Regions from separate parts of the Homo sapiens genome. Here region 1 is linked to region 2. The links are chromatin loops, found by intact Hi-C in ENCODE. Cell type or tissue: ovary. All regions are shown on one strand. Links, peaks and the distances in the headings refer to the core of each region. The heading gives the core; the rest is flanking DNA. Region 1 overlaps SLC44A5 (solute carrier family 44 member 5). Region 2 has its middle 42 kb from the start of TYW3.

Evidence for each region. Peaks named below come from ENCODE experiments on the same cell type or tissue, not always from the same donor. Only the 100,000 strongest peaks of a DNase experiment are listed, where the experiment ranks them.
Region 1: it touches region 2 in a loop (4-fold over the local background); 89 of 110 quality-filtered maps call a loop at or near these places.

Annotation. Positions count from the first base shown.
Region 1 is chr1:75,194,565-75,210,360 of GRCh38, forward strand. It overlaps SLC44A5 (solute carrier family 44 member 5), which reads right to left. Exons shown (of 24, transcript NM_001130058.2): 24 at 7,565-9,269. The coding sequence ends at 9,163. It also overlaps a transcript of LHX8 not described here. Among named protein-coding and RNA genes, the nearest start is that of LHX8, 68 kb to the left of the region's middle. In ovary, for the core only: a CTCF peak has its summit at 9,304 (motif pointing left); no DNase peak of the experiment used is centred there.
Region 2 is chr1:74,767,353-74,783,148 of GRCh38, forward strand. No RefSeq gene overlaps it. Among named protein-coding and RNA genes, the nearest start is that of TYW3, 42 kb to the left of the region's middle. In ovary, for the core only: a CTCF peak has its summit at 4,795 (motif pointing right); no DNase peak of the experiment used is centred there.

The sequences.
Region 1 (15,796 bases), core at 7,149-12,148, 430 kb after region 2:
TTTCATTATTCACTCTAATGTCTCTGTTTGAGGCTGATGTGCTTAATTTTCCAGTGTCTCAAAGGAAAACAGGAAGTTTCTCTCATGAACTTAAGCTTCCCATTTACTCATGAGTTACTCTCTTAAGAAATAAGCATCTTGGACACATTCATTGCCTGTGTAAGGAGGAAGATCCTTAGCCACTAGGATCAGGAAGTGTTGACATGGCATCCTTAATGCTTGTTGATGAGGTTAGATAAAGATTAGTTTATCTGCCTCTCCTAAGAAATTTCTCCTGAGAAATTACATTGTTAGAAAGCCTAAATATGTGATTCCCAAACATTCCTCTTTATAATCTGAGAATTAGGGAATCTTACAACTTGAAGGTTGTTGAGAGATTGCCGGGTTCATTCTCTCATGTTTTGCTCGGTGAGGAAACAGAGATCCATGATCATTTGCTTAGTGGAAGAGCAAGGCCTCAAACATAAGTCTTTAGAGTCTAAGCCTAAGAGGCTAAGTGGGAGAAAGAAAACTACATATCTCTATCTATATAATTTGTATCTCTCTACTTCTTTCCATATCTATCTGTCTCTCCTCTGCAATGTGTCAGGTACTGTGTTTTTGGTACTTTAGATGTCTTACCATGTTAAATTTTCACATTACCCAAATTCCCAGAGGCAGGTGTTGTCCCAGTTTTATAGATGAGAAATCTGAGTCTCTGAAAGGTGAAGTAACTTTCCCGAGAGTAGGTAGCAAGTGTATAGATTATACAACATGCCCATGCGCCCTTCCTCAAGGAAAGACTTCACCTGGTGGCCAACAGCAAGGGGTCTTGCTATTTGGTGGTATAAGAGGGAGAAAAGGAAACAGTCCTTATCCTTAGGTGAATGGATGAGGATATCTTTATTCTACCTTATGGGTTACTGACTTTTTTTCTATTCCCACCTCTGAGTCTTATTTCTCAGTCATTGTGTACTCCACACCAAGAAGCTTCCCAGCCCTCATGCCTCTTGGCTCACAACCTCTCTCTAGTATGGTATTCATTCCTGGGGCTCCCATTGTCCTCCTGCTTCAAACACTTGTTATTCTATACTTTGAGACCTAATCTATCTCCCCAGCTTCGGTCACTCATCAACAATTGCATGCTGTGCCCATCCCAATGGTGCACAAACTCAAGGGTCAAAACATGAGACTCATCTCTCTCTCCCCTCTCTCCCTCTTTCCCTCCCTTTCTCTCTCCCTCCATCATTTTGGAAGTCTCATTTTCTTCCTGATGCCTTTAATATCTTTCTTTCTTCAATTCCCTATACCTACTTTCAATATTCTTCTGAAGACAACTCAAATCCTATATTCCCCATGAAGTATTCTCTCACCTCATTTACTTATTAAAGAAGCATTTAATAAGCACCTGTTGTATGATAGAGAGCAAGGCAGATAGAGTCTGTGCCTTCATGGGACTTATAGTCTGGCGGAAGCTATAAATAACAGCAGTTGTAATGACTGCTCTGAAGAGAAAGCAATGGACAGTGACAATATACTTTTAAATCTTCCACACTGCCTTCCATTCAGAAGGATTTTAATAACGATCGAGTTGGATTTTTTTTTCCCTCAAATCTGAGGGAAGATCTGGTGGTGGCATCTGTTAGCATGCATTTGTGTCTGGTTCCTGTGAGCACTATTGTCAATATTCTGCGGTCTTTGCTGTCTGGGACACTTCAGAGGTGACTGATAATCAAGTGATCAATTCCAGGTGAGAAAAGTTCATGGAGCTGTGCTGCATGGATATTAAGTATAGTCTGAATCAAGCATCAAGCAGCTGCTTCTTTGGGGGCCAACTGGGTGGTACTGGCAGGAATTTCAATTCCCTGGAGCTTGAAAGCAATACACATGGCACTCTTTAATGTGAATCCAGCTAAAAGCTGGCTGGGGAACAAATGACAGCCAGATAGCTTGCCCTGCCATAGTCGTGAATCTTCCCTTTGAGGATTGCATTATTAGAGTTCTTTCCTCCCAAAACACTGTATTATAAACCTAATGCTTGGCTCAGTGGTTTAGGGATATATAAGAAAGCATAATAGAAAACATTCTAGATCAGCTCCTATTTCTGTTCTCAATATTAAGATAATTTTGGTATCTGTATCTGCCTAAGCTTCATATTAAGAGACGGAAAGAGATTGTTTTTTGTATTTCTTGATAGCAGCAATAGACGAGAGTTACTCATGTGCTCTGCTGTATGCTGCTCACACACATCAAATTACCCTCCTAACACATATACTTGCATGTCTTGCACATGTACAGGCACACGCTGCAGGCATAGTCCTCTAAGGCAATCAAAGCACATCAAGGGTCCTGCCTACATGTGCTTTTAAGTTCCATTAAGGACTCTTGGAGAGTGACTATTTCATAATGGCTCACACTTGATAAAACCAGTTCAAGAGCAATTTATATGCCCAAGACTAACATATGAAAAAACAACAACGCAGAACAAAAAATTGTGTGAGCAGCAAACCAAAATTATTTTTTAAAGTTTCTAATAGCAGGAAAAATTAAACAATTTTATAAAAAGGGTAAATTTAACAATTTATGAAATAATTTAATTTTAAAGTATTAATTAGGAAAACACAGAAACATTTTTTGTTAAGATTTGGCATGTTTCATATCGGAAATTTTTTGCTCCATTAACTTAACATTTACTTTTTTATATGAACTGGGAAATATACTTGTTGTTCAGATATTATCTACTTCTCTCTATCACTTAAAGTGCTAAAATTAGCATTCTAAATATATCCTGATGCTCCAAGAAACTATATTAAAAAACATAGTTGTATAGTTCCAAAAATCTCTACTTTGCTCTTTTGATTTGATTCGATTTGATTAAAATCAAAAATTTAAATTTGATTTCTCTTGACCTCACCTCCCTAAATCACAGTGATAGTTCAAGTTACATGTTATAGATGGCAAAATGATTTGCCTATCTATAGTTGTTTAAATAACATGATATAAAATGACTTCTAGCCACTTCTTTTTTCTCTCTATTGCGGTCACCAAAAGCTAATTTAGGACTCACTAAAAGAAAAGGAATATTGCTTTTAAACATGGTTTTTTCTTTGCCGATTTTATTTAAGACTGGTAAGCCATCTTGTTCTGTCTCAGAAAAACAGGAGCCTCACCTATAAGGCTGGAAATAGTCCTCTAGACAGATTTGAAGCCTGCAGTTTTCAGGGGTTTCCTGTCTACAACCCAATGTAGAGAAGCAGAATGAAAAAAGTCTTTCCACTGACCTACACAAACTCATGGAACAGGGGCTGCAGAGAAAAACCTCTATCAGATTAATCAAATGAAGATCTATGGCCTTAATTTTGAAGCCTATGATCATCCAGTTATGAAACATTAAATTTAACTGTTATTCAGTTTCCAGAATTAGAGAACAAGTAAAGATTAAGGGACTCTAGAAATGACATTCAATTTGCCAACTTCACAAATCTGGCTTAATATCAGGATTTAAGAGAAAGGTAATGGTGAGGAAGCATGAGACAGGTGAGCTGAAATCTCAGTGAAGTTCCTCTTGGGTACTCCGAAAGAGTCTGTCATCAGTGACCCAAGAATTCAAGCTATGTTAAAAAAGTCTCATATGGGATTTGGACTGAAGCTCCAGAGAAGGAGGGAAAGTCACCTATATCTTCTCATTTACTCTGGCCTGGGTGCAGGGATGGTAGTGGGAAGAGTCTTCCAGTACTGTGATGCCCTTCACTAGCTTCTCAGAGAGGCCCAAATAAACTGTCCACTAGGGTAGGAAGGGAGTGGTAAAGTCCAGGTGCTGAAAGTCCTCAGTCAAGAGAATATCACTGTTAATGACTAACAGGCATTGCCCAACTCTAGGTACCAGTCCTCAATAATGGATATGATGCTCACTCTCATGTTATCTTTTCAGCAGCACTGTGAGGAGGGGGCTTGCTTCAGTTGTCAGTTGAGGAAGCCTTTGAGCAGTTTAACACCTTGCCTGTGGTCGCAGAGTGACAGGGTGACGTTGGAAAGCTCCCCTTGGCCTGTTTCTCAAGCCTGTATTAACAGCCTCCATGCTATATCACTGGGCTCTGTCATTTGCCTTTCCTTATGCCCTAGCATGGTTCAGAACTCATACTATTGATCTGCCAGTCCATAGCACAAAACAACCTGCTGGTTCAAGTCTTCATTTTCATAATTTTTTTCCTCTTCCACCTCCATTTCCTCCCAAATACCTTATTAGAAATTCAGACTTTTGTAAGCCAGGGAAAATGAGAAAAGAGATTGAGTTGGAGGAAAGGAAATGACAGGGAAGATCTGAAAAAGAATCCATCTTGGTGTTGAGAGGAAAGAGAAAAACACAAGCTCATCATGACAGCAAAGCTTTGGCTAACATGTAAAAGCACTGTGAAAAAGAGGCAGATGTTTTTGAATACCTTAGTCATAAATCATATTGGGACATCATTCTTTTTTGTTTGTTTAGGCTAAATGCAAATAAGCATGTGATTAGTTTCATTGTAACACAGTTGGCTTCAACGCTGTTTATCAGAGGATAGAAAAATAATTTTATTTGCTTAATTATTAGCTTATGATTTGCTATTGAGTTTCTTTTTCAATAGATTTATGAATTGCGTTCAGAAGGCACCCCACTTCCTGTAACATTGCCCTCTTGGATCCCACTAGAGATTTTTGTGCTTTAGGTTCTCCAGCCTCTCCTTGGAGACCAATGCTTTTCACAACATCCTACCTTCATTTTATCCTTTCTGTGCAGACACACATGCAGCCGTGCACATTCATCTGCCTGGAAGAATGTGGAGATTCCAAGGTTATTCTAACAATGGATCAAGTTCAGGCTCCACGTTAATTTGTAAGTACAATGAAAACATCTTTCTCTTTTGATAAACTTTTCCCACCCTTGTTAACATACTGTGCTCTTTAATTGCAAAGGGACAGAAGATGAAGAAGTATCATGTTTTTGAGCCAGTGGTAGAAGGGTGTTTTACTTGCATTCACAATTTCCCCACTTGCTTAAATTATTGTGATTCATACAGTAAATACAAAAGAAAAAAAAAAGCCAAGGAGTTAAATTTAAAGAAAATAAAGCTAGTGACTTCAAATAGTAAAACTGAATTGCTTGCTTTTAAATTTGTCACATAACAGCCCCCATTCCCCCAGTGCAGAAACCATGACAAAAGATGTCGCCAGATTCTACACATTTTGGCTGCCTTTCATTCCAAGCAATTGCGAAGTTGTAAATGGGGGAAAGGGCAGTTCAGTTTGACCTGATACATTTAATAGGGTCCATGATGGTAACATCATTCTGTTGTCTAAGCTTTGAATAAATGATACTCTATGTCCATGAAGGAATGCACTTTTTTTTTTTTGACAGAGTCTCGCTCTGTCACCCAGGCTGGAGTGTAGTGGCATGATCTCAGCTCACTGCAACCTCCACCTCCCGGGTTCAAGCAATTCTCCTGCTTCAGCCTCCCAAGAAGTTGGGACTACAGGCTCGTGCCAACACGCCTGGCTAATTTTTTGTATTTTTAGTAGAGACGGGGTTCACCATGTTAGTTAGGATGGTCTCGATCTCCTGACCTCATGATCTTCCCACCTCGGTCTCCCAAAGTGTTGGAATTACAGGCGTGAGCCACCGTGCCCAGCCTCACATTTGTTTTAATGGGGGTTGTCTTTGTTTTCTTGATGATGATTGATTCACTAATAACCGGAAGTAACTCAGCTAGGTCCTGAGAGAAATGTCTTTAATGCCCATTTTAGCCCTAATATGGGAAGTAACTTCGAAGAAGTAATGTTTTATCTGCGCTCTCTGTCTCTCTCTCTCTATATATATATTTGTTTTTTTACTTACTTTATTTATTAGACCTAGATAATGAGAATTAGATTATGACACAAAGTTGTTAATATCAATGGAATGTGGATCTGCTATATTGATTTTTTCATTAATGATTTGTTGAATTGTATTCTTATAATCATATATCTATATTTTATTATAAAATAATCATTTACACACATCTAAGGTTAACATTTGCAAGAAACTGGAAAAAACGTTAAGATGTCATTTCATACACTATGGTCTGCAATAATGATTTTAGTTCAAATTTGTCCCCATATCTTTTGCCAACAAAAACTGATTTATAAAGCATGTTCCCCAATCCAGAACCAGATAATAAGGGAGATAATTACTATGCCTGGTTATAGTTTAAGAACAATTTCCTGAGGCACCACTTGTAAAAGTGAAAGAACATACATTGGAATGAGTGCTAGTCAGCTGTATACTAAAAGAAAAGTGAGAAATTGTTACACAGAGCCTGTTTTCCAATAGCAGTTTAAATAAGAACTACATTGTCCCTGACAATCCCATAGAACCTTTCATAGTGTGATTTTACTATACAGACACACTAACTCTTTTTAAGCTCTTTAGGGACATAGAAAAAACAAATTAATCATTGCACAATGGTATATCATTTATTTACCAACATAAGTGCTTCATCATTGAAAAGTAGGAGTTATTAAGACGTAAAGCAGAATTTGACTTTCTTGTGGAAACTACATTATATTTTATTTCAAATAAAAAAGAATCATTAGCTATATTAATACCATGTCTTATTGTTTTATTATCTTATTGTGTTCTTATTTTAAAAGAACACTGAAAACTGCAAGATCATTGTTTAATGTTTTCATTGAAAGAAACCCATTAAATTCTAGGGCTGGGCGCAGTGGCTCACGCCTGTAATCCCAGCACTTTGGGAGGCCAAGTCGGGCGGATCACCTGAGGTCAGGAGTTCAAGACCAGCCTTGCTAATATGGTAAAACCTCATCTCTACTAAATACAAAAATTAGCTCAGCATGGTGGTGGGTGCCTGTAGTCCCAGATACATGAGAGGCTGAGGCAGGAGAATTGCTTGAACCCGGGAGGCGGAGGTTGCAGTGAGAGGAGATGGTGCCACTGCAATCCAGTCTGGGAGACAGAGCAAGACTCTATCTCAAAAAAGAAAAAAAAAAGAAAGAAAGAAAATAAACCCATTAAATTTTAAAGAATAATTAATTTTGAAGATTTAATATATAATTCAACCTAAGAAAAGACATCAATATATTTGTTTTAAAATTTAGCTTAAGATAAATCAGTGATAGGTATGTTTAATCTTGCTTTAGGAAACTGTTAATTGGTGTTCATATTCTTTAGGGCCTCTAAATTTACACCCGCCTTGAAAATAATAACGTTTTTCTCCTATAAATTTTGACAAAATGAAATGAAGGACTGAGCAAACCTTTGGCAAATAAAAACAAAGAAAAACTGACTAATTTAGGCTGTTTGATTTTTTTTTTAAAGTATCTCATCCATTTAGCTTTGACTTATTTCCTTTGTATAAATTATCGGTTTCACTTATTTGATTTGTCAATGCACAGCTGGAGAAAAGTGGAAAATTTTAAAAATATAAATCTAGTTTAAAATAAAAAACCCACCTAGATATTTGGTATAGAGAAGATACTGTCATAGTATAGTGGGTTTTGAAAACAAAAGCTTTTCTCTTTTTCTAGATTAAAGAAACCAAAAGACAGGCAGTTATTTCTTATTTAAATCTTTATTAAAAGAAAAAAGATTTAAAACAAGTAACAACAAATTTCATTAAATATTAAACATTTTAATTATCAAAGATATTTAGACAATACGTTTCTAACATTTCTGCACAGCAGAAGCACACTGATTATAGAGCTCAGACTGTCATGTGCTCATGTGAGTTTATTTTTGGCATAAAAGTATCTAAAGTCACATTTAAACAAATGTGATAATATTTTATAAACTGATAGTAACTTACTGATGATTGATTCTCAAAGCTTTCACAAATTATCATTATATGATTGACATTCTCTTAGGGTGAATACTTTTCTGGACTCTTTCTGTAACAAACACTGAGTAACCAACTGAATTAATTTCCTTAAAAGTTAGTAGTACTGGTAAAATTATTTAAAACTGAATTGGAAATTATGTTCCTGTTTATAGTAGTACAATACAATTAACATACTGTAAGTAAACTGATTTTTTCATACCAAAAGTTAGAAAATGAAGTGGCATATATAGAACAGGCTTTGATGAAAATAAATGATCATTTAAAAGGGAGCTATTCAGTACATGACATCTGTGAGCACCCTTTCGAGGAGTAAAGTTTCCCTTTGCAATTCCTAGAAGTTTCTCTTTCTGATCTTTGTAAAACACTGAGAAATGCAGTATTATACCTATTGTATTTTCAAAGATCTACTATAGAAAACATTTCATTTTAAAACTTCTCTTTTAGTAAAAAAAAAAACAAAGAAATCCAACAAGTGTTCTTTCGGGGTTTGTTTCTTCTTGCGTGTAGTACACATTCATGAATGTCCACTAGGCGCAAGGGAAATTGTTTAGCTGCACAATGTATTCCATAATAGTGAGGATATCAAACAGAGCAAAATGACAAATGTTTTCCAATCAGTGAGCTAAGAGTGAAACAAATGCAATAAGACTTGTTTTAATCACGAAACATTGCAGGTTTTAATTTTTTAAAAAACAATGTTTGTAAACTTGCCCATAAAAGCTGGGTAATATTAAATAGCCAGTAAGGCACTTTGTCAGAGGGCTAAGTAGTAAAGGCTGGATGATTGGCAATTTGTTTAAGAGGAAACATTCTATACTTAAAGAGAGCAAACTCTCAACTGGGGCAGTCCTTTCACTGATTTACTGTCCAACGAGAGTGGGAAAAACTTTAAAATTTTTAATTTCACTTTGCTGACCAATTTTCCCTGCAGAAGAAGTCTTCTTTTAGTTGTAATTTTAAAAATATATTAGGAGCTATCAATTTAAGTAATGTATCATTTTTCAATCTAAGATTTAAAAGAATATTAACATATTCAGTAGTATTTTCAAAACATCCAAGCCACTCTTTAAAAACGAATTACAAAACAAATGATCTTAGTATAAAAATGTTTTATGTTATTAACAATTCCCTTGCGACTTCTGATGGCTTCACATAGTACAGTATAAGCTTTGGTATAAAACATGCAAATGCAAGCCAACAAGGTCGTGAATACAGTGTTGCTAAACACAAAGCACTTATGAAACAAATGTTGCACAGACACAGCAGATGGAGAAAAGGTAACACACAGCTGTAGGACGACCAGTTTGCTCTTCTACTGCTTCCTAGTTTGTGGATTTTCCTCCTGGAAAATCTTCAGCAAAGGTTGACTCACATAATAAGGTCTTGCAGTAGAACCATCATTTCTTTCTAAATCTTCCACTAGGAGGAAGAATGGTACAGAGTAAATATCAAAGCAGAACTGTAAGAGAAGTAACACCGCCATCTGCTGTATACTCGCTTTACAGCAGTTCAAAATCCTTTTGTTGTTTTTTTTTTGTTGTTGTTTTTTAAACAGCATAGTTTGGCATCAACATTATTGTAAACATAGTTATGCGAAAACAATAAGCCCTTGTGATTATGTCAGCAAGATATTATTTCATTCTGTGTAACAGGTCAGATTCTGCCAATATTGCGTGTCTCTCAGTTGCATGATTGAGAAAATAACTTTCACCTTCTTTTTTTCAATTTACTTTCTAAATTACTATATTTGCTTAAAATTGATTCTGTTTTGCCATCAATAATTTAAATAGTATAGCCTTGAAAAATAAAAATTGTGAAATTTCAGATTTCAAACACATCAACTGCAAATTTTGAGGAACATTGCCCTGGTTTTTCACAGTTTTTAGTTTAATTGCTTTGTAAGAAAATGGCTTCTAAATATCTTCTCAAAAACAATGCTCATTTTTATTCTACATATTTCAATTACACAAATAAGTAGTAAATGGAGAATATTTTTCTGACTAGATGTTAGCTCATAATATAAATTGGCAACTTGTTTATGTGTTGATTTTTATTTTATTCAAGTGATTTTTTCAACTTTTTTTTTTTAAACAGGGTTTTGCTCTGTCACCCAGGCTGGAGTGCAGTGGTGTGATCATGGCTCACTGCAGCCTCGATCTCTTGGGCTCAAGTGACCCTCACATTTCAGCCTCCCAAGTAGCTGAGACTACAGGTGTGCACCACCACACTTGGCTAACTTTTATATTTTTTATAAAGATAGATGGGGTTTCACCATGTTGCCTAGACTGGTCTGGAACTCCTAGGCTCCAGTGATCTGTCCATCTTGGACTCCCAAAGTGCTGGGATTACAGGCGTGAGACACCACACATGGCCAATTTTTCAACTTTTATGTGTATCAGAATCAACTAGAGAACTTTATAATAATTCACATCGTGGCTCACATCAAATCACAGTATATCAGAATCTCTTGGGCAGAGCACAAACATCTATAGTTATAACAAATTCTCAGGTAGAGGTCACTATTCTACTAGTCCTTTGTTGTGGCCTTTGTCTTGTTGAATAATAAAAGACTAATCTAGAAAGATAAGTTGTCATTATCTGCATTATGCTTCAAGGAGAATAAGAATGCAGAAGGCTCTTTGCCAAAATGTGAAGCCAACTGACACTTTTGAATACAATAATCTCAAGAATGTAAGCCAAGAACAAGCTGGTAGTCATTATATATTAAAAATCTTCCCTATTCATTGGCTTATTGCTATTAATTAATCTGCCACAGAGTCAGTTTAAATCTAGGTGTCTACACTTGAAGATAATTAATACGTATTTAGATCAATCTATAACACAACAATACATTTCTGACTCTTTTCTTGGATATATGAGTGATATTCAGATCAACATGTTCCTTTCTGTCAATATATAAATAATCCTTATATACAAGTTTAAGGTAAAAGCCAAGAAAATACAAATTGATTCAATGCTCCTTTTGGGGTGCATTTTTACATGGTTAACCACATCATACACATTTGCACACAGGGGATGGCTAGGCAAGATGTGTGTCTGATTCATGCTTTGTTCTGCCATTCAAAACTTACACATGACTATCAGAAACCTCAGGCGGCCAGCGGTGGCAGGTGGCAACAACTTTCCTCCTAAGCCCTGCAGAGAGAGAGTTCCTAACCCACAGTATGCCCCTCATAAAGGTATTAGATGATGGAGCGCCAACAGTATATTTCCTTAGGGTAAAATCTGAAGTGTCTTTCTTTTCTCTTTCCTCACTGAAAGGTGAGACAAAATCAAACCTTCTGTAGAACAAAGCCACACAATCTCTTTAATCTAGAAATACAGGTATACTCATGAAAAGATATAATCACTCTTCTGAAACAAATTCATATTGATTTTCTATATAGTGGGAATAAGAAATTTGGGTTAAAGACAAAAGGCATGAGTTATGTAACAATTTCAGTTTTGTTCAGAATATTTTCACCATGGACAGAGGTTCATGTTGTTGGAAATGACACTCCAGAACTCAGATTCGACTTCAATATAAACATGATTTCACTAAAACAGAATGGGCTCTGAAGGTTCCATAGTATTTTTTACCCAGTAATGCTCTCCGTAGAACCTATATAACATTAACATCTATGTTTGTTATGGACATGACTCACTGAAATATACTTCCTAGGGAACCATTAATACAAGTTTAATCACAGTTTAGAGAGTTGTCCACCAGCTTGAACAGTATAAATATAACCATAGCACCATATTTACAAATTTAGTACCATATGCTGGTTAACTATAAATCAATATTTTATGGCTAATTAATTACACATTTATAGTGTTTTCAAAAATTGCCTGAATATCCTTTACAAATATACACTTATAAAAAGAAAGGCTATTAAAGTGCTGCAATGGAAACAGCACGCTGAGTTATAAAAGTTATTAAAACACTCTCGGCTACAGATTTTAAAAAACGTTTGACATTAACATTTTGATCTTTAGCTGGGACCACTGTCTATAAAGTAGACAGCAGCTAATGTCATCAAATACCTGACACCTCAGGTAGTACCAGGTGCTGACTTCTTAGAATTAAGCACAGAAATTTCACATTACTCAAAAGCAACATTTCCAAATTACAATCAACCTAATTTACACAACTTCTACTTAAAAATGAGTGACACTGTTTGGAGCTTTTCTACTCTTTCTGCTTCTGGGGAACTAGTTGCTTCTTGATCAGAATTCCATGCAGGTTAGGGGTTACGAAGTAGGGTTTTTCTGTAGATCCATCATTTCTTTCCAGATCTTCACCTGTATATGCAGCAGCCAAAGCAGGCAAAAGCAGAAGCAGCAGAACAATTATACACATTTTTATAAATTGGAGGGTCGAACAGGGAAAAATCAGAAAAATCAGTGTTAGAAAGTCAAATATAAGACAAATTAGTGCAGTTTACTTGCTGATTCTGGGCAAGGTAAGAAACCTCAACCTCTGCCAGGAAACACTGAAACTTCCTAAATCCCTCCCACTCCCAGAGAGATGTATTTTGATACTTTAAAGGCTAAGAAGATATTCTATGTCCCTTCAAAAAAGTGTCATATTTAAATTCTGTAACTGTTCATTTCAGAAAGATATAAATTGCCAAATCCTCCGGGATGGAGCTGAATAGGAAGTATATTAATTCTGTGATAAATGTAGAATAATAATGGAATTTCAGACTTTCAAGTCACTTCTAATGGTAGTCCATACTCCGATGTTACAGACGAACACCCTGAGGCCCAGGGATATAAAACAACTCGCTGAAGTCAAAAGCTCTGAGGTAAATAGGATGAGATAGGGACCCAGCTTCTTGACACCTAGTTTTGCTCTTGTTCTACTTAACTATAAGGCACCCTGTCCTAAATTCTTGCGGTCTTCCTCAGATTGTATTTGAAAGCTAATGTCAATGTATTCTGACTCTCATAATACATTAATTTACCTTTCAGCTTTGCTTAGGCTAATATTAAATTGATGGCATGTTCACTGACCACCCACCTGCTGGCTAGTTGGGAGGAAGCACCAGAATTATGCTGACAAACAAGGATACATTTGCATGAAATTAAGCCTCCCGCAGATATATACAATTCACAGCAGATAGTAGCTATAGTCTTGGGAATGGTTGGGTCATTGGTTTAGTAGATTTCTACTAGCGCTCACAGTGACCTTCCTCACATACAAAATGAAAAGCAAAAGAGGGAACATGATAGACGCTGAACATTTTGCTTTTTTTTGTCCTTAATCCTATTTCTATACAATAGTCCCCTCTTACCCAGTTTTGCTTTCTACAATTTCACTTTCTGTGGTTTTAGTTACCCAAGGTCCAGAAATATGAAATGCAAAATTCCAGAAATAAACAACTCATTAATTTTAAATTGTGTACTATTATGAGTAGCATAATGAGACCTCAAACCGTCAAGCTCTATCCCACCCTGGCAGGGAATCCTCCCTTTATCCAGCATCACCTTGCTGTCTAGGATGCTCTTCCCTTAGTCACTTAGTAGCTTTCTCAGTTATCTGTTGCAAGATCACAGTGCTTGTGTTCAGGTAACCCTTATTTTAGTTAATAATGGCCCCAAATTGCAAGATTAGTGTTGCTGGCAATTTGGATAAGCTGTAAAATGCTTCCTTTAAGTGAAAAGGTGAAAGTTCTCGAGTTAATAAGAAATAAACTTATACTGAGGTTGCTAAGATCTACATAAGAACAAATCTTCGGTTTTTTGTTTGTTTGTTTGAGGCAAAGTCTCACTCTGTCACCTAGCCTGGAGTGCAGTGGCGTGATCTCAGCTCACTGCAGCCTCTGCCTCTCAGTTTCAAGTAGTTCTGCTGTCTCAGCCTCCAGAGTAGCTGGGATTATAGGTACCTGCCACCATGCCTGGCTAATTTTTGTATTATTTGTAGAGACAGGGTTTTGCTATGTTGGTCAGGCTGGTCTCGAACTCCTGATCTCAAGTGATCTGCCGGCCTCGGCCTCCCAAAGTGTTGGGATTACAGGCGTGAGCCACCATGCCCGGCAAAACAAATTTTTTATACGTGAAATTGTGAAGAAGAAAAAAGAATTTTAAGCTAGTTTTGTTGTATCTCAAACTGCAAAAGTTATGGCCACAGTGTATGATAAGTGCTTAGTTAGGATGGAAAAGGCATTACATTTGTGGATGGAAGACATAAACGGAAACATGTTCCAATTGACAGCAATTGGGTTTGGTACTATTAGAGAATTCTGGCATGTCCAGGGGTCTTGGAATGTAACCCCCATGGATAAGGAGAGATTACTGCTGTATATAACATATCTATCTTGTTATTACTCTTAAGGTACTGGTAAGAAGTCTGGCCTGGATCACATTAATAAGCATCTACAACTATTATTTTTTTCCCACTCTGAGATGATGAATCTCAGTACCTTGTAATAATAAAAAGATTCCATGTTTCTAAAAATGAAGTGTTTACAAATGGTTTGCATTGTAAAAATCACCAGTTTTCTGGCAGCCAAGACAATAGGAATAAATAAATAAATAAATCTACACATTCAGAATTTGGCTCAGGGCATCATTTAAGAAGAATATTTTACAAAGTGTGATGTTGCCCATAGTAACAGCTAGGGGAGGAAGAGAAACACAATTTAAGTTTCCTTGTTCTTTGTTATCACAGACAAGTGTCTCTGAAAGGAAATGATTCATGTCAACATGCAATACACTGAATCAAGCTGATGTACCTGGCTTTCAAGGAGTTGGCAATTAATAAAGATGGTGGAAAACATTTCTTACTGTCAAAATTCAAAATCAACTGCCAAACTTAAAATCCACATATTAGCCAAAACTTCCAAAGACTGGAAGCTAGTAGGTTCTAGACATTTCCTGAGACAAATTTTCATAAGTATTTTCAGCTACAAGAATGGGGAAGGTCACATAGTGATTTCCAGTTATTGCTCCCATGGTTAATGTTGGAGATGAGAGGAGAGATCTTTGAGCATTCTAGAGCCCTGCGTCCACCATGTTTTAGTGCTTGACCTTACTCGTGCTCCTTCTTCCATCCCATACCTGAACTGTTTGTTCATGTGATATTTTGTAGATAGATGGCTTTCCTTAGACCACTGAAGCACTAGGAAAACATTAAACATTTCATTTCCATTTACAACCAGAGGAAGAGCTAACTAGTACATAAAGTTCTCTTGAATTCTTTGTCCGGTTATTGAGAATTGATTTTAACAGGCTCAGAAACAAACAAACAAAAAACAAGGCCAGACTTTTTTCCAGGAGGTTTTCTTTGAATATATCTCCCTATAGTTATCGTCTCTCTTGATCCCAGTGTGAAGTTGGTGCTGTGGGTTATTCTAAAATGCAAACTGTAAATTTTATACAAGTGGATTGTTCAGTAATGGCCTGTCAGAGAGTAAATGTTCTCTGTTTCTCTTAAGGGCAATGTGCTAGAGAAATAATCTCTCAGGATGTGTAGTTGTGCAGCTAACAAGTTCTGCTCTTTTACTTACTGACTCTACTTTCTGTTGGTTTGCCAAAGAAATGGCATGGAAGGTGAAAGCCAGATTAAGCTTCTGCTAGGTACTAGGTTCTCCAGGACTTTTCAAGTGAGGTACTAATATTAAAAAAATCTTTTTTTTTTTCTCAGAGCCAGGATCTTGCTCTGTTACTCAGGCTGGAATACAGTGGCACTATCATAGCTCACTGCAGCCTTGAACTCCTGGGCCCAGGTGATCCTCCCACCTCAGCCTCCTGGGTAGCTAGGACTACAGGTGTGTGCTACCGTGCCTGGCTAATTTATTTATTTATTTATTTATTTATTTTCTAGAGATAGGGTCTCACTATGTTGCCCAGGCTGGTCTCAAGCTGGGCTTCAAGCAGTTCTCCCCATCTTGGCCTCTGAAAGCACTAAGATTACAGGTATGAGCCACAGTGCCTAGCCA
Region 2 (15,796 bases), core at 1,798-6,797:
CTTATTGAAAAACAAGGAGGGAAACTAAGGAACATGCTTTTGCTTTTGAGGTTCTAGGCCAGAAGTCATAAGCTGTAACTTGTCCAAGTTATGGCCAAGCAGATATGTTTTGTTTGGCCCACATGGAGTATATTTTTTCTAATTGAATCAACATTTTAAAATATGATGATTTAATATTTAAAACTATAAAGCGCATCTCTAGTTTGTTTTGTGTGTGTTTTTTTAATTGGAAGATCTGGCTGGAGCCGTCTCACATTCCCACAGGACAACACTTAGCCGTTCAAGTACTAGCTCCTCCTTTTGGATAAGACTTGTTTTCCTATTCACCCCAGACCCAGCACCCCCTACTGGTTCCCTGACACAACTGCTTCAATCATTTACACATTGTTTGGTCCCTGTGGGCACCAGCATTGGCAAACTTTGGTTAGATCTTTGGGGAGAATTAAAGTCTATTATTATGTTAGTATATTATATAATAAATAAGAGATGGGAGCAGGATCAGCTATATAATTTTCAAAGGACAGTGCAAAATGAAAATGTGGGACCCTTAAAAAAGGTTTAAGAATTACAAGATGGCAACAGCGGAGCACTAAATCACGTACAGGTACATCTAAGCACGGGGCCCTATGCAAGCTGCACAGGTTGCACATACGTGAGGCTTGGTGCTTTAAGGGAAATGGGTGCCTTCCCACTCAACTGGGTGTTTAACCCTCCTCCCCACATTGAGAAAGAGGCAGAGTGCTGCAGATTCTGTGATGTGCCAGGACTTGACTCCTGCTCACATGTGGCGCCCTTGGGTTCCAGGACAATGGGTAGCTGTTTGGAAGCCTGCAAGGGTGGATGTTTTGGAAGCTAGGGCAAAGATCTCAGTGGCTACCCTTAGATGGAGTAAACCGTAGTCCTTTTCAGAGCCACTTGATTTCAAATGTGAGCAAAGGCAGTGATGAGCACCACGTTTTGAAAACAAGGGCTTTCTCCATTTTGAGATGAGTTATATGATTTGCTGGGTTAAGTGTTGAAGAGCCATGAAAAATGATCACCATCTTTATTCTTATAGATGGCTCCTTGAGCAGGCTTTAATTTGACTGGAGTTGCGGGGAGTAAATATTACACTCCCATATAAGGTGTATAATAGTGACTATTTTTTAGTTATGATTTTTGGCTTTTAAAAATGGGCTTTGACCTTCAAGCCTCTTCTTTCCATACTCTACTGGGCTTCTGTCAACATTCACGCTTCTCTAATGCAATAGGATTTTAATATTCACAAATGCTAATGTTTTTAAACTTAACAGTCCTTTAATGTCCTGGGTTTTTATGCATTCTATTCTTGCCAAGCAAGAATTTATGAGCCCTTTTTGGTTTTGCCTTTAATGTGGTTGAATTTAAACTATAACTTTAACTCATTGCAAATTTTATTTATTTATTCATCTATTTTAATAACATTTTTTGGAACAGTTTTAGGTTTACAGAAAAATTGAGAGAAAAAGTTCAGATAGTTCCCATGTACCCACTTCATCTGCCCACACATGATATCCTTTATCTTATATATCCTACATCTTACATTAGTGTGGGACTTTTTGTTACAATTGATAAGCCAAGATTGATGTTTCTTGACTAAAATCCATATTTCATGCCTCTCTTCATCTCTCTTCAATTCTGTTCTCTCCTGTAACTATTAGTCTATTAGTCCTATATTATACCTACTTATGGGCCTATTCTCCATATTGTCTAATCTTTTCATCCCCCTTCACCAGCTTCTCTTCATCTCTATGTGTGTCATTCTGTGTCATTCACTCGGGTTATTGTTTAGTTAACTCATACCCTCTTCAACTGTGTCTAATCTACTGCCTAGATAGTCCATTGAGTTTTACATTTCAAAGATTATATTTAATTATTTCTAGTTCTTTTTGGTTCATTTTCAAATCAGAGGCAGATTATTTAAAGGTTCTAATAATTATTTCTTTCTATATACCTTTTCCCAGATATTTCAATAAATTATATTTACACAAACCTTTCATACACTTGTATATTATAGAAATGATCTATGTTCTTTAGCTATTCCAAGGATAATTGAAAAGAATGTCCTCACCACCACCAAATCTAAACCATGCAAGAAGAAAGTGAACTATTTCTCAATAACCAGATTGTTTACATGCCATTTTTATTATTTATTCATTTACATGACAAATATTTTTTGAGCACCCACTATATGTCAGTCACATGCAACAGGACAAGGACTCTGCCTTCATAGAGCTTTCCTTCTAGTAACATTATTAAAGATTTTGTTTGTATTGGCACTTGCCTAGGATCTTTAGTGCTCTTTAAATTTTACTCATCAATCAGGGCTCAGCTCAAATGTTAACTCTTTTGAGAAGCTTTCCTAAAAGCTCATTTCATAATTAACTTCTTACATTCCTGTTTTTCCATAGCACTTTCCCAGTACTATATATACATAGCATTTTGTTTATACTTACATAACCACACAAACCAAGAAATCTCTTGGTAGCTATTAATTGCATACATATATATCTATCCATCACCACCATCATATTAAACTTTGACTAACTGAGGGACAAAGCTGTTTTTCCAATATTTTTATATCCCCAGCATCTTGGACGTTGTTGTTTTTTTAACAACTACTTTCTATTCTGGTTTATAAATGCATTGTAGCTGGGAGAGTTCATGAGTATTATGTAATTCATTATTTTATAAGCAAATGACAAAATCCCTAACCAAATTATATTACTATTCAATTCTTGAAGGAATCTTGAAATTGATAAAGTTAAATGACTGAAGTTAAAAAAAAGATGCTTAGAAGCCACTAAACACATGCATAATACTATTCTTTATATCTCACAAAATATCCAAATTTCCAGATGTTAGTATTCCAAGATATACCTTGTGACTAAACATGATAGGTCTTGTCTTTCTTTTTTCACACCAAGCCTTTTGAAAGCCTTTTTATTTTGAAATAACTTCAGATCTACAAATAAGTTATAATAGCACTAAGAATTCCTGAATATACTTTACCCAGAGTGACCATTCTCTCTCTCTCTCTCATATACAGACATACAGTACATATGAATAATCTCATATAAATATACAAACTTTTGAGAGTAAGTTAAATATATTTTACTCTTCACTCTTAAATATTTCAATGTATATTTCTTTAGAACCAGGAAAGTCTCATATAATCTCAGAAAAATTATAAAATCAGGAAATCTAACAGTTATACAACATAATTATATAATCTGCAAAACTTATCCAAATGTCATCATTTGTCCCAATGATATTCTTTGTAGGATAAACTGAATTGCATTTTGTTTCATATTTCTTTAATCTTGTTTAATAGTACATAATTGGTTATAAGCCTCTGCCTTTGATAACATTGACAGGCTTGAAGAATACAGGAAAATTTAATAGCCATCGATTTATATTTTTAATATTCATTTTTAACTAGGTTCAAACTATGCATTTGGAGCAAGAATATTATATAAGTGATGTGTTCTTGTCAAAGCATGACTTCAGTGGGTACAGGATTTCAGTTTGTCCCATTATTGGTTATGTTAACTTTGATCTCTTGGCTAATGTGGTGTCTGCTAGGTTTAATGGTAATTTTCCCTTTTGTAATTAATAAGAAATTTTAAGGATGCTCTACTTTGAGAATATGTAAATAACCTATTTTTATCCAACTTTTACCCACTAATTTCAGCATCTGTTGATTATTCCTCTCCAAATAAGTTATTACTATGATTGCAAAATAATGATTTGTTACCTCCATTATTCCTTCTACATTTATTAATTGGCATTCAACTTTAAAAGACAGCTTTGCTTTCACACACTCTCCCCACATATGAACTCATGGATTCTTGTTTGATTCAAAAGGTTATAATCCATTGCTATCATTATTTATTTTAATGTTCATATTATTCCAGATTTGACCAGTGGGAGTCCATTCAAGTTGACCCCTGTCTACTTTTAACGTATCTCTTTCAGTGTTTGAGCATCTCCTCATTATCTTGCACAAGGAGGCCTTCCAGGCTCATCTTGTACATTCATCTCCCCCAGTCATAGAATCAGCCAAAGAACCCCAATTCGTTTCGGTGGGGACTGGCATTTAGAAACAAAGTTCCTAAGCAATAAGTGTGTTCATGACAGCATTTTCTCTTTTTAAATTACAGAATTATTCATCAGTCTATAATAATCAGTAAATAATCATTATTCAAAGGTTAGATCTTATAGTTTACATCGTCCATGAGATGTGTTGACAGAAATGACATATAAAACTGTCTACTAAGTTCATTTCTCTGTGATATAGCAGCGGGAATGTTCATATTAATATACTGAAATACTGTCTCATTATATTCATTTAATGAATTTTTTTATTCCTCAGCTTTTCATATCAACTCCCACCTATTTTCTGTGACATCATAAGACTTAAATAAACTGTCCTTAACTCTTTGGAGAAAATAACTTTGCAGAGATCAAGAAATATTGGCTAATTTCATTATACTTAACAATTGCCAATAAATTATTCAAACCTGTTTATCTTTGTGGCTAATTTTTAATGATGCTTTGAAATGAGGCAAAAGCAAATGTATAAGTCATGTAGACTAACCAGTCTCTCCTACAGCCACTGTCTCCCACAGCAATAGGCATATTGTCAAATTGAAGTTTAATTCATAGGTTCTATGAAACGGTGGGTAAAGAAGGAAAAAGGAGAAACCAAATGCTCACATTGTCTGATTTTTCACAATTATCCACCAGGTGGCAGAGTACTACACGCAGTGGAAACAGTAGTTTGAGCTTCGTATAAGACAGAGTAGGTTTTCGTTTGTTGTTGTTTTTTTTATAAAAACAATTCTATAATATTTTGATAGTTTTATTTTTGAGAAATAATAACATTAGGAAAACATAATTTCTGCTTATCCTTCTAATAAATTAAATTATCTAATATCAAAGGATAATTCGGTCATACGGTATTTTAATAGCAAAAGCTATCCAGAAGTTTTCACCTTTGTTATTAAAGTATGCCATTAAAATTATGTTATTTCTAAAGAGTAAAATGAAAGAAATATTGGGAACAAGAATTTACTTCGAATCTTTAGGCTGTTTCAGTCTAAAACCTGCATTTAGTTAAAATTGTGAAATCATTAAAAAAAACTTCGTATCTTTAATTACATTATTCACACATCATGTATATATGTAAGGAATTCATAATCAACATCATTTTGTACAAATTCAAGGGATAAATCCTATTTATCCTATTCTAGCCAATTTCCTTAGACGCCTATACACACTAGACAGGGCTTATTTATTTGTGTATAGGTCTCTAAGGAAATTGTTCTCTCAGTGTATCTGTATTAAATCTACCCATGGTCTGAAAAAAGTAAACAATTACAGTTAAATTTATTAGGATTATAGATTTTTGTGTCAAACTGTTTGCATTTATACTTTTAATATTTCCATTCCTCATGCAGTCCCGTTTATTCTTTATGTTAACTGTAATGTTCAATACTTGAACAACAAATAGTTACAATATTTAACTACCTACATTTAGCCACCAAGTCTCTAAATAATCCATTGCTTCCAGTTTAAAACAATCATTCTAAGATTGGTAGTAATTCATGCCTAATGACAACTTATTCTGGATTTTGTACAACTATTGATAAATTATTTTTGATCCCTTAATTTTAAGGGATTTTGTGACACTGATTTCTCTTTGTGATTGTGTAAGTAAAATGGAATATACACTTTCAGTTTAGAGGACACTGCTGAGGATTTCGAAATACAGCACAGCTGAGTACTTAGGACTACAATTGTGGTTGGTGGCAGAAAAGTAGAAATAAATTAAGAGACTCTGGAAGTAAAGTCTGATAAGAAATCTTGTCCTGCATGCAAAGATAAAAATAACCAAATGCTGAGAAACCTTTAGTGATTTGTTGCCTTGCTACTGCTAGTGTGTGTTAGATTTAGTCCCAGTAACATCTGGTTTATCCTTGTAATCTCTAGTTTGCACTTTTTATTTGAAAAACAAAGCAGGATTTTTCTTAAATATCGCATTTGTATTTTCACTTACAAACTTTTGGAGGTATTTGGCATGTGTTCCTCCGTGAACTTAGCGTTTTTGCTTTCTTGCCTGGATCTCCATTTTTGATGCTAAACTTAACTGCTTCCCCAGACTTCTATATTGCACTGTTAGTAAATCAATCTCCTAAATGGGAAAATATTATTTGTGGGGACATTCTTTCACTCAAGGGATGAAGAATGGTTATTTAAAAGGGTTACATTTCATCAGCTATTTCTATAGTCACTTTCTTTTTCTGCCTTTCCATATTTTTTAAATGGAAAAGCTACATATGATCCCTTAACTTGGTTGGTTGGTCAGTGGGCTGACCTGTTGATGTTGAGCGTCTAAATATAGAAATGAGCATATAGCTTGCATCAGTTCCAGTATCATGCCTTCTTTCTATGGAAAATACATGATTCAATTTAATTACATAATCTGTCATTCTCTAAGACAGGGCTTCCAACAGGGCTAAACAATTCTGAAGCGGGTTTGTCTCTTTTTTTAAGAGGGCTAATCAGAAGGGATTTGTGATATTGAAATCACTAAGATATAATTATGAATGATTTTGTGCAATTCAGAAATGAAAAATTCTTCCCCAAAGCCCCAAATCTTTGAGTCTGTTTTGTTTTAAAATAATGGAAATTTGTTTCTTCACTTATATATCATGCTAGCATTGTTAGGTGAATTTCTTAAATGCCAAAAATGAAAATATACTTCCACAAGAAAAGATGAATGAATTTTAAGTGACAATAAGAAATGACATGTAATATAATCCTGGAAGTAGAAATTTCCACAATGATAAAAAACAAGGGAATTTATTTCATGAAAATAATATTAATAATGGTTTTTGACACTGAGATTTTTCATTGTTTCTTTACAATCAGAGAAAAAAGACATTTTTCAGAAAACTTTCCTTAGTCTGTTGACACGAACACCAATTTTTGCGATTAAAGTAGAAACCAGTAATTACATTTTAAAAAAATGACACTCTGGTAATTATATATTTAAAATATGAATCCTAATGTTTAATTAGGTCATATGACTGTAATATCAGCTTGCATTAGCAGGAGATTATCAAATCCCAGCAATTCATTCCATAGAGCAATACAAGTTAGAAAAGACTGCTATAATTGTGAGATTTAAATAGAATAAACCATAATGCAGTACAGTATTCTTTAAATATTTTAATGTTTACTAATGTTATTGAGTAATGAAGTTTATCATCATGGCATATTCTTCTTAGATAATTACTCCGGTAGCAATAAGCACATAAGAAGGTTGGTATTTTTTTTTTTTCCAGGAAAGCTTTCAAATTAATCTCAGAGCAGAGTTCAAAACATGTATTTGAAAGTGGCTTTCTGTATTTCTAATATGCATATGTATGTAGTATTATTTATTTTCTGAATGTAATTACATTGTTCTTGGATGTTAGGTAAGTAATTTTTATTTTTTAACCTGTATCATAAATCTATAAATTATTAGTTCTTACTCTCATTTCTTTCTATTTTTCATTTATAAATAATGCAGTGCAAAGAAAACCTCTTATTTTTAACATAAGTATATGTCTCATTTATGACTGATACTTTCTAAAAAGCTTAAGTATATGCCTGTATTTTGTATTTTAATGTTTCATTTTGCATTAATTATAATCAGTGAAGGTTTTTTGTTAATTTTTGTCTTAATCCCTCCTTGCTTCTATAAACCACACTGATTGGTATTTACTAGCTTTGGTTATATGACACAAATACAAAAAGAATCATAGTAGAGTTTATTTATTAATTATTGAATTGTAATGCAATCCTCTTTCAGCAATATTTTTCTTAGTAAAGAGATCTGTATACAATGTACATGTTGTACTTCTTTGATACCCTGTGGGAATTGTATTCCTTAATATTATATTTCTATCTCAAAGTTTGCTCTTTAAGATATAAAAATTAAGTGGCTACCATAGAATTCATTTGTATAGGTTTAATGAGACAGTACTTTTAAATACTTAAGTTTTAGAGTCTCCTTATGATGTAGCTAATGATTTGCACAGCTAAAACAGCTTGAGTACTTTTCCATTTAACCATAAAAGCTAGGATTTCCCATATATAAGTAACTTTATTACTCAAGAAACTTGTTTTGAAATTCTTCCACACATTATCCTTGATGATGCTATCAGAATTTTTATTAAAAAATCTTTCCTTTTTCCTTCTTGTAGCTACATCTGCTATAACTCATGGCTATAAATATATATTGTATAATGAAAACAAAGTCCTTTCTGGATGACAAGAATCTCAAATTGCTTGAGTGGCTCTGAGGATTAGATATTCTTTTATTTAATGGGCAAAAGGACAGTGATTTCCTTTGTCATACGCTTTGATTGTGTCTTTTTGTATTGACTAAAGCAGCCTATTATATTACAGGCACAGACAAAATGTGTGCTAACATTATTGTATCTATCGATGATATTTGGTGCCTGTGATTCACTGTAAGGAATCTATTTCCTAACACTAGGGGTCATTTCAGCTTGTGGCAACAGTGTATGATATTTAGTTTTAATAAAAGAAGAGAGTAGGAATATGACATTTCCTAGAAAAATATTATCCTGGAGAAACATTTTCCTGGGCTAGGATTCCTAATTTTTCCCCTAGTTAAAGTGTGAACAGATTCTGTTACAGTGTCTACTTTTCAAAAGTAAAACCAAGAAGTGCTTTGGGTTTCTTTTCTTGAGCTCATTTTTGTTAATTCTACTAAAATGTTCAGGTTCCACTCCTGAAGGCATCATGTTTCATCTCACATTTTGCCTCTGGTTGCTACTTACTATTTTGTCATCTTTTGGGGTTTGCTTGGCCCTTTTCTTCAAGCCTTTACATTCTGATTGTCTTGAGTTACAATGGAAGTCTTACTTATTTTTCTCTAATTTTCAAACTGCTGTGAAGTATAGCACACGCATCTGTTAGAGTAGAACTTTGTTCTTTCCATAACAAAATAAACACATTCTATTATAGCTCAGATTTTCTACCCTTAAACGTTTTTAAAATTTCAAGCCGTTTCTTAAAAGTTCTTTGATTTTCCTCTCTGGGACTTAATAATATAAATTACTTATTTCTTTTTAAAAAATCACTTTAAGGGCATGGCGCTAGACATGCAAGATGACATAAGAAACTATTTTTTACAGAATAGCATTATGTATTTTCAAATGAGCTCTAGATTATGTAATATGAATTATGATCCTGTTTATATTGAATGGAGTGGGTAATTGCAAGCTATAAATCATTTCTGCATATCTGAAAAATTTAGCCTTGTTATTCGAGTTGCACACATAAATAAAGAGAGTTTTATTTGTTTCTTTAAATCTATTTTTTTAGATCTGCTTAAAATCGGCTGTGCTTCAGAAAGTGTGGTATATTATGTTTAACCTTTTCAATCTAAAATCAAAATATTTTCTTTGATTCAAAAACTAGATATGTTTTCCATATCTAGCATATCCTAACATATGGAAAATACCAAAGAAAGTTATTTTTTCTACTAAAAATGAATAAGTGATAAAAATGTTTATTAAGCTTACATTGATGCAAATGATAGAGAATTGCCCTTTTTCTAACTTAGAATCAGAATTACAGCCTGATTTTGCAGACATGACAATTGGCCCGTGTATAGCTACAGCTGCAGCAGAGGCCTGCATTCTGCTTACCAAATTCTGTCATTGGTTACCTACCTATAAAAGGGAAATGAATGACCAATACTGTGTTTTGGTTCTGCTAATTGTCTATTCAGTTTTAATTAGCTTGTTTTAATTTTGGAAATAAAAGAGAATGAGGCATATTTTCAATAGGTGACATTTAACATTCTCAGATCTGAGGACAAAACGGTTCTAAATTACAGATAGGTTTTATTATAAAGATAACGGAAAGTGGCAAAACACGAGGAACAATATTACTGCTCACACTTCAGGCTTAAAGTTGCATGTTGATGTCAAGCATATTCTATTACCAAAAATCACTGATGCCTTTACTACATGAGGCTAATATGCCACGTTCCTAAAAATGCATAATTTAAAGCCATTTGAAAGAATGATTTTGAAAAAGTAACATATAATACAAAAGGTATGGTAGTCAGATAAGGTCAACCAAGTTCTATTTTAATCTCTGTCATTGGCTAGCTGTGTGACTTTTAGGAAATTACTACCTTACTGTAGCCTCTGTTTTCTCATTTGTACAATAATAAAGAGGCTGAATCCCCAAAATAGCATCTATGTAAAAGGAGCCTCATTTTAAAATATTAATGAAATGCTTGGCTATATATATCTTTCAAATATATGTACATATGCACATACGCATTCTAAGTTAGAAGCTAAAAAGTAAGGTTGTAGATAATGACTGTATATTACAATATTTTCAGTAACAAAAGCATTATCTGAGCCAAATTCATCAACACTGAAAGAAAAACAAACTCAGTGAAGCATTTAAAGGTATTATTTTTTGTGAAGTCCAATTCTCTGAAAGGTCAAAATCCTTTCCAAACAGTGGTACTCAGAGAGAATCACCCAAACTTATTTGGGTGTATTATAGGTAAATTGTGCAAAAGAATTCACAGCTCCTCTTCCTCCTTTCTTCTTTGGAGACCCTTAATTTTGACCACATTGAAACATGTGACATGGCATACAATATCAACTTTCTCTCTTTCTTCTTTTTTTTTAAAAGCATATTTTCAATATATATTAGTTGCTATTCTATCATAGTGGCAATGGGATTTGATGTCATGAAAATGGTAGCCCACAAGAGAAACACATTACAAAAGCAACTCCTTTCCACCCTTCCCTCCCCCTGAAATAATAACAATTTGCTAAATTGTTGGGAAGTTGTTATAATTCCTTTTCCAAATTATTACTCGCCCTTTAGATTAGAAATGAGGCTCGGGTTAGCAATCAGCTATAAATGGTAGGATTTTTCAAGTAAGAAGCACTTGTCTGATTGTGAAGTGGAGGCCATTACTGCCTTGATTGGGCCTTTTTTTTCTTCAGCTTGCTTGATTTGTGGTTGAGAGCGCATATTCACTCCTGTACTGTGAGCAATCAGAGGCTCCCCCTCTCTTTTTTGCGCAGCGATTTAGGGTCCACTACTTTGGCACAGCAGCCACCTTTTAGCCTCCATCACGCAGAACATATCTCTTTAAAAAAAGGGGGTGGGGGATGGGAGCAGGTAACCAATGTACATTTGGCTCATTAATGTGCCTATTTTATATTTTCAGAGAGAAGTTTTTCACTCTAAATAACAGTCATGTTGGAACTTGAACTTCTACACTCAATAAATAAGTTTGGAAAGCGACTTGAAGCCTGTTAGAGCATATTTCCCATTTCTCTAACCCTTCAAAAAAAAAAAACAGGTGTAGTGGTAAAAAGCTGGGGCTGAGACATCAGAGGGCACATTCAACTTTGACACTAGCATAGTCTTTGTTCTCTAGAAAATATTACAGAAACAAGAGCTTTCTTGTTTGCTTTATTTTGGAGGGCATTTTATAAGTTTTCCACCATATTTAAAGCCTATGGAAAGAAGGCATTTAAAAACTCTCGAAAATAGAAACTTACGTTATCAGGTTCAAAAATTACTTAATACTTCCTCTAAGTTAAAAAGATTTGTTCTTGTCAACAGTAAGGGATATTTTTATTAGGAGTTAAACTCAGCACATTTTACACCTTAAAACTTATTAGAAAATCACCAAAGAAACTGGAGTTTCAACGTTGGAATGAGCTGATCATCTTCAAATAACTATACACATGTAAGAATCTGTGCCCTACACCCCTCTTCTGCTCCTGTTCCCCCAAATTAAAATGTCCTAATAATTTCCATGAAATGAATTTTCTTAAAAACACCCTTGAGTCTGGGTCATAATAAACCTGTGTAATAAAAGGAAGTTCACAAAGATTAATACCATTCTGGTAGGTAGTAATTCCCTCAAAATCTGAGTCAAAACTCATAGTGAATTTTTCCCCAGTTTTCTTGAGTTATAATTTGCCAACCATAAAATTCATTCATTTAATGTATGATTTAATAAACTTTTGTAGAGTTCTAGAATTGCACAACTATGATCACAACCTAATTCTAGATCATTTCTATCATACTAAAAAGAAATCTTACACCCATTTACAATCACTCTCCATTCTCACCCCCAGCCCTATGCAACCATGATTCTATTTTCTATTTCTATATGTTTGCCTTTCTGGGATATTTCATATAAATGGAATAATATGATATGTGTTCTTTTCTGTCAGGCCCTTTCATTGAGATATTTTTAAAGTTTGGAGGTTCCTCCACACTGTAGCATGTACAGTCCTATTTTTCCTTTTTAGTGATGAATAGTATTCCATTGTATGAATGCATCACATTTTATCTATTCATCCAGTGACAGACATTTGGATGTGAATTGTTTGTGCTTTTGGGATGTTTGTATTATTACTGTTACAGACATTCCTGTATAGATCTGTGTGTGGACATATATTTTCATGGGTAGATACATAGGAACAGAACTGCTGAGTCATAAGATAAACCTGTTTAACTTTTTAAAAACTGCTAGCCTGTTTTGCAGATGTTTGCATTATTATACATTCCCAACACAATGTATAAAGTTCCTATTTTACCACAACCTTATCAACACTTGTTATTGTCTGTCTTATTAGTTATAGCCATTTTAGTGTGTGAAAATTTGATCTAGTGATTTTGATTTGTATTTCCCTAATGACTAATGATGACAACCTTTCCATGTGCTTATAAGCCATTTGTATATTTCTTTGGAAGAATGTCTATTCAAGTCCTCTGCCCATTTTTTAGTTTTTTAAAATTATTATTAATGAGTTTTAAGGATTCTTTATATATTCTGGACATAAGTCCCTTATTGAATATATGATTTGCAAATATTTTATCACAGTCTGTGGGTTGACTCTTCACTTTCTTGATGGTGTCTCTAAAGCACAAAAGTTTTTAACTTTGAGCAAATCTCTTTTGAACTCTTAATGGAGAACGATATCCCATCAGTTCCTAACATAATTGTTTAAAGAAAATCAGAGCAAGATAGAAAAGTAAAAGGTTAAAAACAAAACAACAGTCAATTTGTGTCAGTTTGAGAAGAAAGAAATTGTTTTGCATTACATTTCCTTTAAAGTAACATGAAAGTTTTCACTAAAACAAGTTTGTTTTTATTGTTTTTTAAAATCTTCATTTCTAATTTCGTGTTCATCATTAAATCTTTTCCTTGCTAGGTCAGCAGAATCTCAAAATTGAGCCTTGCCCAGGTCCAAGTGGTTTTGAACAATGCATATGTAAATGAACCTGAAGCCACAAAACCCCACTCTCTGTGCTTCTCCCTCTGAGTAACAGTAAATGACAGGAAAAATCAGGATGTAAAAAAGCTTATTCTCAGGCAAGAGACCCTGAGCTTTGCCCTCCCAGGCCTACCGCAGGATGTTATTTGTAAAATGCTTTCTTCTCAGCTATACTCACAAAAGTGATTACCAGCAGCAGCACCTTTACAGCCATTGCTGAAAATCATGCTCACCAGGCAAATCTGGTAGAAATGTGGACAAAACTATTGGTAATTAATGCATTTGTTTTTGAAGTTCGTTGGTAGGGGGTCAGAGGGCAGATGGGGGGAGCTTACCTGTAAGGAAAACCCAGAACTTTTTTGTAATCTCCACAGCTCAGCTCTAAAGTAGCAGAGGTACATGTACCTTGCTTTTAGCAATAAAATTGATAAGCATTTCATTATTTTCTAGAGACCACAATTTAAAACCCCTTGCAGTGAATCCTTTTAGAAATCAAATTATCAACTTTTAATGAATTACTTTGTAGGTCCAGATTTCCATCCGGTATCTGTTGTATATCACAAGCAAGATATAACTATAACACAGTTTGGTTGCTCTAGAGGCCTCTCATTTCTCTCCCACCCTTTTACCAGGAAGAATTTAGCCACCAATACCCAATAAACACAACATACAATTGCACAAAACATTAAGTACTCTTATTTGACTTAGTGAACTTAAAAGTGTTTCTTTTTTTACAAAAACTGTGGATATAACTAATAATTCAGTAATTATCATTATTATATTTTATCTTATAGCTGCAAATGTTGTTGCAAATATAATGTTAAAAATGGCAAGTGCTGCATGGCCTGAATATTTCCATCAAATTTCATTGTACACAGTAGAAAGAAGTCATTATTTCTATTATTTTTATACTTGACTTGGTACTATGAGCCACCTGGATTACTTTTTTTAAAAGTGACTTTCAATGGAGACTCTGCTAAGAATATAATTCAATCTTAAGGACAGAGTTAATCCTTTTTTGACAGAGTTGCATAAGTTGTTCAAATCCATACACTGAAACCTAAACTGAAGGACGGTGCAGTTAAAGCTCTTGATTGTAATCAACCTAGTGATGTTGAAAAGCAGTGCTAATATGCAAGGAATTAAAACAGAAAGGCCTATTAAGGATAGTCAAGTTTCACCAGAAATAAAATTAGGTTAGTTGAGAGTAAGAAATTGTCTCAATAAATGTAAAGTAACTAAAGCAGTGCCTAGTAGTTTTTATAAACGAAAATGGAAAAGGCATAGCCCCCACACAATAAGCTATGCTCTGGAAAGAAAAGAATGCCAAATAGAAAGGGGAAAAGACTGTTGATGTCTTTCAAGAACAAATGAAACCATTAACAGAATAACACCTGTGGTTTGGATCAACAAGACTTATTCTAAAATAAGGTGAATATTCTTTGATTTCTTAACTGACTGTTATATCAACTGAGCAACTTTATACACAGCAAGGAAATAAACCACTTTTCCCTCATCATGAAAGTTCTGCAACAAGGGAAATAGTTCTAATTCATCAAAATCTCAGTAGAAGCAGGGCTTATCAGCCCATTTTATAGCCAGAATATTAACAGTATATTATTAACAGAATATTAACAGAATATTAATCCAGGTGTCATTTTTTTTTGGCCCCCACATACCATGCAAGACATCAAGTCCCTGAAAAGTCCCCAGTACATTTTCCGGGAGTCTCCAGAAGATACCATGTATAAACTAAGTAAACTGTTTTGAGATATGTGCTTACTACTGTTTCCACTGGGATGCTAACACATTTACTAACCTTCACTTGTGCTTCCGTTAGATACTGAAGTGTATACCAGACACCACTGTTCCTGTCAGAAACTAACACTGCCTCCTTTCAGGAACCTGAAGTTCCCTCCATGCCCTATCACTGCTCTGCCAGGTGCTGGCTACACCCAACGTACTGAATTCCTCAGTGCGCCAAATAAGCATGGTAAAGGGACATATGTCTCCGACTGTTTGCATTACATTCTATTTGATGCATCTTCAGATCTGCCCTTGCCCTAATGTGTTACAGAACTTTTAATAAAACAGTGCTTTCTTTCTTCACCTCCTCCATTACTTCTCCCCCTCCGCTTCCCTCTCTCCTTGTCCTTTCATTTATCCTTCCCCTTCTCCTCCCGCTTCTTCTTCTCCTCCTTCAATTTATAGCACTCTCTCCATGACGATTATCTGGATGTTGATCTAAGTGTCAAGCACCATACAGTACTCAGACTTGCTCCTGTATCCCAGGTTAGCTCTATTTTATAGTTTCCACATCTTTGCTTAAATTTCTCATGTCTTCATGAATGTTTTCCACCTTTTCCATTACAAACTTCCGTGTCATAAGCTGCCTATGGAAAGGGTGACACGACAAAGAACTG